Linked DNA regions of Mus musculus: region 2 is linked to region 1. The links are chromatin loops, found by intact Hi-C in ENCODE. Cell type or tissue: left cerebral cortex. All regions are shown on one strand. Each heading gives the region's core, and the rest is flanking DNA. Links, peaks and the distances in the headings are about the cores only. Region 1 overlaps Gm39146 (a long non-coding RNA gene). Region 2 overlaps Gm39145 (a long non-coding RNA gene).

Region 1 (5,373 bases), core at 164-5,163:
GAGGTTTGCAGGACTGTCTTCTTCTTCAGCCCTGTCAGGTCCCCGAATGCAACTCAGATGCTCAGACTTGACAGTATGTACCGTCTCGCCAGGCTTCCCTGCCACGCCCGCACCAGCACATGAAATCTTGAGGGACACTTTCAAGACAGAGCGGCTACTTTGTCCCTTCATCCTTCCCTAATTCTTGTCCTCAGTTTTCTTAGTTGTTACGACAACTAAGTCCTTACCCTTTCATTCTTCTTGCCGCTTGCTTGCTAGCTCTTTCTCCCAGGCTTGCTTTCTTCGATCTCTTTACTGCCCTCTGTCTTCCTATCTCTTCCCTCTTACTCCTTTTCGCTCACTTCTGCAAAGAGCATTAGTTCTTCACAGTGGGGGGTTCAGCCCCAGAAACAGTCTCTACTTCTTGCTGGGTTTGTGCTGCCTGCAGCTTGCTCACTGCCAGACCCTGAGGGCATGTTTACACCACTCTTGGCTTTAGTGCCTCAGGGTGGAGCATGACAGTAATCCCAGCACTGAGGAAGTAGAGGCAGGAGAACTAAGAGTTCAAGATGAGTCTTGACTACAAAGTGAGTTCGAGGCCAGCCTAGCTTCATGAAAACTTGCCTCAGAAACAAAGACAAGGAGGAGGAGGGAGTTCGGGTTACAGGAGGAGATAGATTCCTGGGTAGAACTGTTCATTCTGGGAAGCTTTTATTCCTCTACATCTGACTGTTGAGCACGGCTCCTTATCAAGCCGTTAGCAGCAGCTATCAGCATCACAAGTAGGAACTGGAAGGAAGGAGCCACAGCCTCACAGTCTTCCTTTCTATCTCAGTGACTCGAAGCCTGCAGCTCCTTTGTAAAAATCAGACTTCGATCTCATCAAGTGACAGGGTGCATTTAGCACGTGTGTAGCACACAGTAAAATCTCAGTGCCTGTGGTGATGACGAAGAGGGTGGAGGGAAGGAGGAGGAAGTGTCAGTCGGTTTCCTCTCTCTGGCAGCCTTCAGACAGGAGGAACCATAAGCCAGCAGACGTGAAAGGATTAAAAAAATACTAATATCGCTCTCCGGGGTTGGAGAGGGGAGAGAGAAATGGAGTCATAGCAGAAGATGTGGGCAGGAGAGAATCCTACCACTGAACCACCATGGGACCTCATAAAATTGCAAAGCTTCTGTAAGGCAAAGCACACTGTCAGTAGGACAAAATGGCAACCAACAGATTGGGGAAAGATCTTTACCAATCCTACATCCAGTAGAGGGCTAATATCCAATATATACAAAGAACTCAAGAAGTTAGACTCCAGAGAATCAAATAACCTTATTGAAAAATGGAGTACAGAGCTAAACAAATGATTTACAAATGAGGAATGTCAAATGGCTGAGAAGCACCTAAAGAAATGATCAACATCCTTAGTCATCAGGGAAATGCAAATCAAAACAACCCTGAGATTCCACCTCACACCAGTCAGAATGGCTAAGATCAAAAACTCAGGTGACAGCAATGCTGGCAATGCTTGCTGAAAGGAGCCTGATATGGCTGTCTCCTGAGAGGCCCTGCCAGAGCCTGACAAATACAGAAGTGGATGCTCACAGCTATTGGACTGAGGGTGGGGTCCCCAATAGAGGAGTTAGAGAAAGGACTGAAGGAGCTGAAGGGGTTTGCAACAATATCAAGCAGACCCCCCAGAGCTCCCAGGGACTAAGCCACCAACCAAGGAGTATACAAGGCTCCAGCAGCATATGTAGCAGAGGATGGCCTTGTCAGCCATCAATGAGAGGAGAGGTCCTTAGTCCTATGAAGGCTTGATGACCCAGTGTAGGAAAATCAAGGGCGAGGGAGGCAAGAATGGTTGGGTGGAGGAACACCCTCATAGAAGCAGGGGGAGGGGGGATGAGATAGGGGGTCTCCAGGAGTGGGGGAAACCGGGAAAGGGGATGGCATTGAAATGTAAATAAAGAGAATATCCAATTTAAAAAAAGAAAGAATACATGGGCAAGAATTAGAAGCTACAGTCAAGAAGGACCTTCCAGATAAATGATTCTGTAAGCAAAGGTCTAAACACAGAAAGTGGTGACCCACGTTGGACATGAGCATCTTTAAAAAGTGAGAAAGATGCAAGGGCTCTACTGGGGGCCTGCTTAAAAAAAAATAAATGCAAGAGAAAAAAGTTGTAAGTTAGATTTTAAAAAAAGTTCAAATAGAACCCAAGGGAACTCCACAAGAGGAAGCCCTGTGGTAGGGGTAGGGGTAGTGGCAGGGTCAGGTGGGGGAGGTGGGGGTGGGGAGGGTGTATGTGCAGCAAAGGCTGACAACAAAGAGCTGTTAGTGGTAGAGAGTAAACAGGGAGGGGGAGCCCGTGGAGCCTGGAATCCGGGTGCAGAGTATTTTTCCAAGGCTCTAGGATGTCTGCAGGTAGCTCTAGATAACATCATGTTTCTGTGCTGACAAGAATGTCTTGGGAAGGGGAGCCACCAATCCAAGAGAAGGAGAAGTAGCCGGAGGTCTGTCTGTGACCAGGCCTCCTAAGGTCTGGGATTACAGGCTGGTGCCAGCAGGCTCAGAGTTCCTCTGCTTGGGGACAGATAGAAGAGCCTGTTCCCTTTTCTCAAAATGGAAATCCTGATCCCACTCACTCCTCTTCTCCCTGTGCTTGCTAGCTTCTCTGTGCTTGCTAGCTTCTCCCCATGCTTGTTAGCTTCTCCCATGCTTGCTAGCTTCTCTGTGCTTGCTAGCTTCTCCCATGCTTGCTAGCTTCTCTGTGCTTGCTAGCTTCTCCCATGCTTGCTAGCTTCTCTGTGCTTGCTAGCTTCTCCCCATGCTTGTTAGCTTCTCCCATGCTTGCTAGCTTCTCTGTGCTTGCTAGCTTCTCCCCATGCTTGTTAGCTTCTCCCATGCTTGCTAGCTTCTCTGTGCTTGCTAGCTTCTCCCCATGCTTGTTAGCTTCTCCCATGCTTGCCAGCTTCTCTGTGCTTGCTAGCTTCTCCCATGCTTGTTAGCTTCTCCCATGCTTGCTAGCTTCTCTGTGCTTGCTAGCTTCTCCCCATGCTTGTTAGCTTCTCCCATGCTTGTTAGCTTCTCCCATGCTTGCTAGCTTCTCTGTGCTTGCTAGCTTCTCCCTGTGCTTGCTAGCTTCTCCCATGCTTGCTAGCTTCTCCCCATGCTTGTTAGCTTCTCCCATGCTTGCTAGCTTCTCTGTGCTTGCTAGCTTCTCCCCATGCTTGTTAGCTTCTCCCATGCTTGCTAGCTTCTCCCCATGCTTGTTAGCTTCTCCCCGTGCTTGCTAGCTTCTCCCTGTGCTTGCTAGATACATTCTACTCCCTGTTTCTGTAACTTTGACCACATTAGTTATGTAATTAGACTAGAATTTGTCTTTTCTGTCTGGAGTCTTCCTTTAGCATAATAGTCCCTGGGTTCATCTACTCAGTAGTATGTGACACTGTATGTACCTATAGCATCTCTTTTATTAACATCTGTTGATGGCCACTGGGGTTCTGTCTCATAGCTAAGCTACCTTGGATAGCACCGGGCCTCACCTGGCCTCACCTGGTGTCACATCTTGAGAAAATACCACGGACAACTCTTAAGTTTGCATCTCCAGTTCAGACTTTCTGCGTGGTGGCGCACGCCTTTAATCCCAGCACTCGGGAGGCAGAGGCAGGCAGTTCAAGGCCAGCCTGGTCTACAGAGTGAGTTCCAGGACAGCCAGGGCTACACAGAGAAACCCTGTCTCGGAAAAAAAAAAAAAAAAAAAAGAGTGGCTAACTTACAAATCTGTCTGCTTATAAATCATCTAGAACTTGATATTTCCCAAACTGAACTTGAAATTTCTGCCCCTAACTTGGTCTTCTCCCTGTTCTCTCCATCTATCCTCCAACCTGCTCCACGGAGACACCAAAGTCATCATACTCCCTCTTCCGTGCTCCATGTACCACCTCTCACCTGGACCACCACGACTGTTAGACCCTGTGCTTGCTCTGTCCTTCCGGCCTTCTCCCCAAGCCAAAAACTTTCTCCAAGATAGTTAACTCAGCTTGAGCGCTTCCTCTCCTTTAACCCTTCCATTGCATCACTCCCACTCCCGCCAGAGAAATGCCACCGAAGTATAATAAGCAACACACCCTATATAGTCTGCCTCCATCCATCAACGTGAGCTCATCGCTAACTAATCCTGCTGTGTACCAGTAATCCATGACCGAAAAACAATTATTCAAAAACTTGGTGCCTAAAAAAAAAAAAAAAAACAAACATTAATTCTTCCACGTGTCCAGGCAGGAGGTGGGAGTGGTCTGCTGGGTTCTCTGGCTCAGCCTCTCATAGGCTATAATCAGAGTGTGGGCAGTGACCGTGGTCATCTCAGATCTCTCAGCCAGTAGTGAATCCCTTCTCAACTAACAGAGCAGTTGGCAGGATTCAGCTCCCTGGGGGCTGTCAGGCTGAGGGCCTGCGTTGTTCACAAGCAAGAAAATCCCTCTCTCCCTGGCTCTCTTGTCATTTGGGTCTCTCCATGGGGTGGCACATTGTGTGGGTGGCTGAATGACTAAGAGAAGAGAAAGTACAGAAACGGATGCTTGGGGCTCTTGGAAGCAATGTCTAGAGTATCTGCCACATTGTAATGGTTGAAAGCACATCACACTTGAAGACAGAGTGCTACAGAAACATCCTAAAAAGACAGGGATCTTGGGAGCCACATTGAGTTCAACTACAACACTTATTCAAGTGCACAGGACTCTTTGTCCCATAGCCTACCAGGCTCCTATACTACCATACTCTACCACAGGGCCTTAGCTGCAGCCGGGCCCTCGGCCTGCAACAGCACTCCCAAATGGCTAGTTCACGTCCTTTTAGTGTCTGCTCACACAGCCCCTTTACATAGTCCCTTTGGGTGAAGGTTTATCTGATTAGTTTATTAGAAATCCCAGCAGTCCTCTGTCCCTTTCTATCCTGATGTTTGCTCTCTCTCTCTCTCTCTCTCCCTCTCTCTCCCCCCTCTCTCTCTCCCTCTCTCTCTCTCCATAACACAATCATTTTCTTTTCTTTAAAGACTTACTTATTTTATGTATATGAGCACACTGTAGCCGTCCTCAGACACACTAGAAAAGAGCATCGGATCGAATTACAGATGGTTGTAAGCCACCATGTGGTTGCTGGGATTTGAACTCAGGACCTCTGGAAGAGCAGTCAGTGCTCTTAACTGCTGACCCATCTCTCCACCCCACCCCCAACACAATCACTTTCTAATGTCCCACCTTTTACATGTCTCTTCCCATTAGAGTATAAGTTCAGGAGGAGTTTTTCCTCAAATTGTTTCACTGTTGTAACCCTAGTACCTAGAACAAAGTCTGGCACATTAAATATGTTCGGTGAATCCTGAAATTTTCATGTCTGTGTGT
Region 2 (5,373 bases), core at 224-5,223, 90 kb before region 1:
GCTGGTGGTAAGACCATTTTCCATCTCTATGGATCATGTTATGGTCTTTGTGCGTCATAATCTCCTAAACAAGGCAGTCTAACAATTAGACTCAGCATTCGCTCTGTATTAGGGACCTTAAGTGCAGATGATTTGAAGCACATGGAGGGATAAGCATAGACTAGATGCAACCCTGGTCTGAGCATCTGCAGTCTGGCCATCTCTGGGGAAGTCCTAGAAACAATGCCACAGATGCTGGAGATGGCTGCAAACTCAGCCACACGAACCAACAGCATAGAAAGCAGGCTTTCCTTTCCCTGTCACAGACACTCAATCTACCCGAGAGCCCTGTCAACTCCTCCCTCAGACGAAGTCTCATCATCACCCCTCAAAGAAAACAGATCATACCTGGTATTTCATCAGAGCCAAAGCAAGAGGCCTCCAGTGGGCCCAATTTCTGTTCCTGCTTTCAGTCATACAGCAAGCAGAACAACCCACCTTCTGTAGTTTAAACCCCAATGGCTTCCCAGTGTTAGTGTGGGATCCTTCAAACATCCCATGGCAGCTAGACTTGCCTACGCCCTCTAGCCTTGCCTGCCACAATACGCCCAGTTCCTTGATGCTTCTTTGTCTTCAAGAAGGAAATCCTTGTTTTTCCTCTCAGGTCTTTGGGGACCTTAACCAATGGTACAGATTGGTCATATATACCACGCACGTCTCCAGGAACTCAAGCAAACAACAAAAAGACACTAAAAAACTGTTACATAAAATATGTCCTCTGTTCCTAACCATGACAAATTCTTCCTAATGACAAAACTGAAAAGCCTGTGCTCAACACATGTGAGCAAAATAGAACAACTGAATCCAATTATTACTGTGCATGTCTGAGTGTTCTGGGTTTTTGTTAGTGAAACTTGAATAGGAACTTAAACAGAGACATGCATTATTTATAACAAAGTATACATTTATTGTACAGAGATACTTTCAATTAAGAAAAATCACGACTATGGTCACCATCAAGTAATTTACGTTCTATTAAGGTGAGCTATAAGGAAGGGTTTTAAATGCTATTGTCTCAACGTGTACAGAACTTAAGCATATTATTACTTAAAATATAACAACTGTAAATTAGAAGTTAAAATGGTTTTTATGTATGTTTTCAAAAGAAGTTACTTTATTCAAGTGTTCAATATTATTTATTTTTTGTGATTAAAAAATCTTTATTTATTTTAATTTTATAGATATATGTGTTTTGTCTACATGTAATCCTGTGTACAACATGTGCACCTGATGACCACAGGGGCTAGAAGAGGACATCAAAGCTTTTAGATCTGGAGTTATAGAGAGTTGGCCACCATATGGGTGCTGGGTGCTGGGTGCTGGGTGCTGGGTGCTGGACCCAGGTCCTCTGCAGGAGCAGCCAGTCCTCTCCAGACCAACATTTAGACTCTTCATGGGCTGCCTCCAGATTCAAGTGGTGCATCAGCAAAGCCAGGCCCTCTCAGCACTCTACAAACCAATCCGAATCCCTTTCAAAATTATTTATAATTACATAAATTCATATTCAATGTGTGGTGTGAATTTTTATAATGATTATTTGAAAAAACAATTTGAAAATTCAACTAAATTATATTTTAAAACTTGAGGATTCAACTAAATTATATAAAACAGTTCCTTTTTTAAAAAAGGGGATTTATTTATTTTATTTATATGAGTATACTGTAGCTGTCTTCAGACACACCAGACGAGTGCATTGGATTACATTACAGATGGTTGTGAGCCACCATGTGGTTGCTGGGAATTGAACTCTGGACTTTGGAAGAGCAGCAGTCAGTGAGTGCTCTTAACCTCTGAGCCATCTCTCCAGCCCTATAAAACAGTTCTTTTGTGTTTTTGTTGTTTGCTTGTTTGTTTTTCCTAAGAATTGAACCTGGGCCTCATTTATGCTACATATATACTAATTTAAGCTACATCCCTTAATGTCCTCAGCTTTAGTGTTCTGTAACCATCTGGCTCTTGGGGGGCTGTTTGGTTGTTTGGTTGGTTTTGGTTTGGCTTTAGTTTTGGTTTTAGTTTTTCGAGACAGAGTTTCTCTGTGTAGTACTGGAACCTACTTTGTAGACCAGGCTAGCCTCAAGCTCAGACATCTTGCCTCTGCCTCCCCAGTGCCTGGACCAAACGTCTGCATAGACCACCATTACCCAGTTCCAGATGGCCGAGAAGATAAAGGATTGACGTGTTTCAAGTATTCGACCGGTTACAAATTGTTTCAAAACGTTCCTCATTCTGTGTACGTGGCTGCAGATACTCCTTTAACCCCTGGGCATCTGCGGAGCGTGAACAGGGAGGATGGCCAGAACTCCAGGACATCACCCTTTGTTCAGCCCACTGCATAGATGTTATCTGAGAAGGAGCCCTGGGTGCATTAATCTGTTTGTCCTCTTACCCAAGCGCGTCAGCCATGTGACCCTGTGTTTGTCTCAACTTTGGCAGACCACAACCCACAACAGTGACGCATGCGGATGAGGTGGTAGAGAAGCATCTGCCTGGAGTCTGAACAAGATGAGTAAACACCGATGCCTGTGAGCCTCCGAATCCCACGGCCCAGGGTGTGGCCTCTATGGCCTTGGCCAAAGGTAACTCAGTAAGGTCAGCCTCTCCTCTCGCCAAGGACTTCTTTGCTGCCAGACCTTCCGAGCCTACTCAGAACACCTGAGAATGATGCCCACCTCCCCACCCCCAATTGTCTGTATCCTGTGGCTTTCTGTGTGGTTTAAAACAGTCAGCCCACCCTGTATCTCATTAGGGTTTGTTTTGAAGCAGGATCTCAAACTAGAGACCCTTCTGGCTCCCAGCACGAGGTGTCAGGACCACAGGCAGGAGCTACTGTAGACGTGCCAGTGTGTATTATGCACCGCTCGCTCCTACCTTTCTTTACCCGCCACACTTTCTGCCATATTCACAGGGTGTTAGGAGCCTTTTGGCAATGATCAGACACTCGTGACCATAACATTTCAGGGCTGCAAATGACCCAGGCCTTTGTGCTTGCTCACTGCCTACTCCCTCGAGAGGTCCCGAGGACCACTGATGCAGAGGTGCCTCATTAGTCACTGGGAGCCAGTAGACCAGCTGGAACTGAAAACAGACTCTTCCAAGAAAAGCCTGGGTTTTCCCCTTAGGCGTGCTGGGGTGCAGAGGAGGCCCACAGGACCTAGCGACCGCCTTAGCATTCCAGCCCGCTGGACAGGCACGCATTTCTTCCTCAAGAGGGCGCCGGCTGCCTGCGTCTAAGCTGTTGGCAAATGGATTCAGAGGACGGGAGTGACCTCTGGCCCAAGCACAGGGTTTCAAAAGCACCGGGGACATTCCAGCCACATCAAGATTGGGATACCAGTTCCGTAGATCCCATAAGTTCCGTGTTTCTGGACAGTTGAGGACTCTTTGCTTTAGCATCTTTCAGGAAGTTGAGACCTTTTCAGCCTCTGCGCGGTCGGCGTTTTGGACTTAGATGAGGAGGGGATCCTTTTCGGAGGAGCACAGCAGCCTCGCCCTGCACCCCGACAAGGACGTGCCAGGGCTCACCCCGCCTCTCCTTCAACGCTAGGATGGGTGGAGATCCGTCGTCCAGTGATGTAAGGGAGACTCTTGTGGCCCTCAAAAACTCGGAAACCAAGCTGGAAGGCTATTTCTGAGCATACCCCAGACCCAAGACAGAATTCGTGAATGTTCTACACAGGATATCACGATTTCTGTCCTGTAAACTTTTCTTCCAGGGAATTTTTTTTTCTCTTATTTGTTTTATCATCTCCAAATGGTGATCGTTTGAGAATTATGTGGTGTTTATCCTCCTGGCTATAAACTCTAAACCAGTGCAGGGGCTCCACCCCCCACTCCACCCCCCCCAGCCTGCATAGTTCCTATTTCTCAGGAGCCATTTATCTCCCTTTTATTGTTGTTTTCTTCATTGGCTTCCCCCTCAGCCAGACAGGCTTAATAACTGGCAGTCATCACGTACAGCAGAGTGGTGGCAGCCACCCCCGCAAAGGGGACCCAGTCGTTTCCCAGAGCCAGAATGCTCTGTAGCCACGGCCTCTATTGTTTTCTTAGCAGACTCCGGTTTTGTTTCTTGGCTCTCCTTGAATGAAGAAACTCTTAAAACATCATGTGTCTGCCTTGCTTTGTGTAGGAAAGCGCCGTAAACAGGAAGTCTACACACACACACACCCCTCCCAAAATAAAAGTGACCAGGCAATTAGGGCTTCTAGCATGACTTAACCCCCACTGCCCAGGCACCTTGGGGGGAAAGCTGGACTCCATTAATCAGGCCAAAGCACAGCTACAGGGAGGCCTGCCGGCAGCCAGAGAGGAGAGTGGGTGCCAAAGATCTGCCAAGAGAGGAAGAACAATATGGCCCACAGGCCTGCGTGAAAACCATCTCAGCCAAGTTGCAAAGAACGCATGACAATCTTTTGCATTGTCCTAGAGTGGCCTGAGAGGCCTCACTGGGAGCAGAGAGCTCAGTTGCCTAGCATTCCAGCCCTGGCACTTGGCTGCTTCTGCTGTTTTCAGGGCTGATTTGTAGTATGGGTACTGAGACTCCTACTACGTCGCCACACCAGCTTCTGAGAAACTTTATATCCTCAGTCATCAGCCAGTGTTGACTCAGTGTGGTTTCTCCCGGTCCATCCTGCCTAGGATGGAGTCTTACCTAAGTCAGCATCATAGACAACTAAGGAGGCAGGAGACTGGGGGGGTGCAACACCATGATAGAGCATGGTTTAGCATGCTGTGGTCCTGGGTTCCATCCTCAGTTACAAAAATGTAAGGAGGGAGGGAGGAAATAAAGAAACAGGTGGAATGGTACAATGATTTTTGAATTCTTAGGGAGAAGATAGAGAAACAGCGTGCGCCCAAGAAAGAGGTCTAGTGGAGTCTCTCTTCACAAGGAAACTCAGATTGGGCAGGAGCTTTCAACAACAAAGGATGCAGGAGGATAGTGCAATAGTTCTCAAGTCGGAAGGACAAAAAGACATTTTTAGGACAGGTTCTAAGCACACCTGGGAATGCAACACATAGACCATTATGATTCGAAGTGGCTTCCTCTCCCAGGTCGATTCCTCTGGTCCACTTGATTCTGTTCCTGGTTAGACTGCCATAACAAGCCTATGCATAGAAACGGCTGGGTGATGTTCCCAGGGAAAGCTCTCAACCGGACACAGTGGCAGCTTTTTCCTGGACAGGTGGGAGAGGACTCTGGTGTCTGCGGGTGGGAAGCTACAAGGTATCAGCTCAGCTCTTTAGGAAGCTACAATGTATCAGCTCAGCTCTGGCCTGACCCCCTCCGCTAGAGATGCTGCAGGAGCAAGGCTTTCCAACAGGTGGCGCTCTAGCAGT

Evidence for each region. Peaks named below come from ENCODE experiments on the same cell type or tissue, not always from the same donor. Only the 100,000 strongest peaks of a DNase experiment are listed, where the experiment ranks them.
Region 2: a loop joins it to region 1, with 2.9 times the contacts of the local background. A loop is called at or near these places in 6 of 42 quality-filtered maps.

What each region holds. Positions count from the first base shown.
Region 1 is chr8:25,361,932-25,367,304 of GRCm38, forward strand. The region is part of intron 3 of Gm39146 (a long non-coding RNA gene); the gene reads right to left. Among named protein-coding and RNA genes, the nearest start is that of Gm39146, 25 kb to the right of the region's middle. In left cerebral cortex, for the core only: a CTCF peak has its summit at 293; DNase peaks (open chromatin) are centred at 941, 2,567 and 4,505.
Region 2 is chr8:25,271,969-25,277,341 of GRCm38, forward strand. It overlaps Gm39145 (a long non-coding RNA gene), which reads left to right. Exons shown (of 3, transcript XR_001778746.1): 2 at 2,473-2,615. Among named protein-coding and RNA genes, the nearest start is that of Gm39145, 3.6 kb to the left of the region's middle. In left cerebral cortex, for the core only: a CTCF peak has its summit at 3,250 (motif pointing right); DNase peaks (open chromatin) are centred at 3,249 and 4,383; H3K4me3 peaks cover 544 bases; H3K27ac peaks cover 377 bases.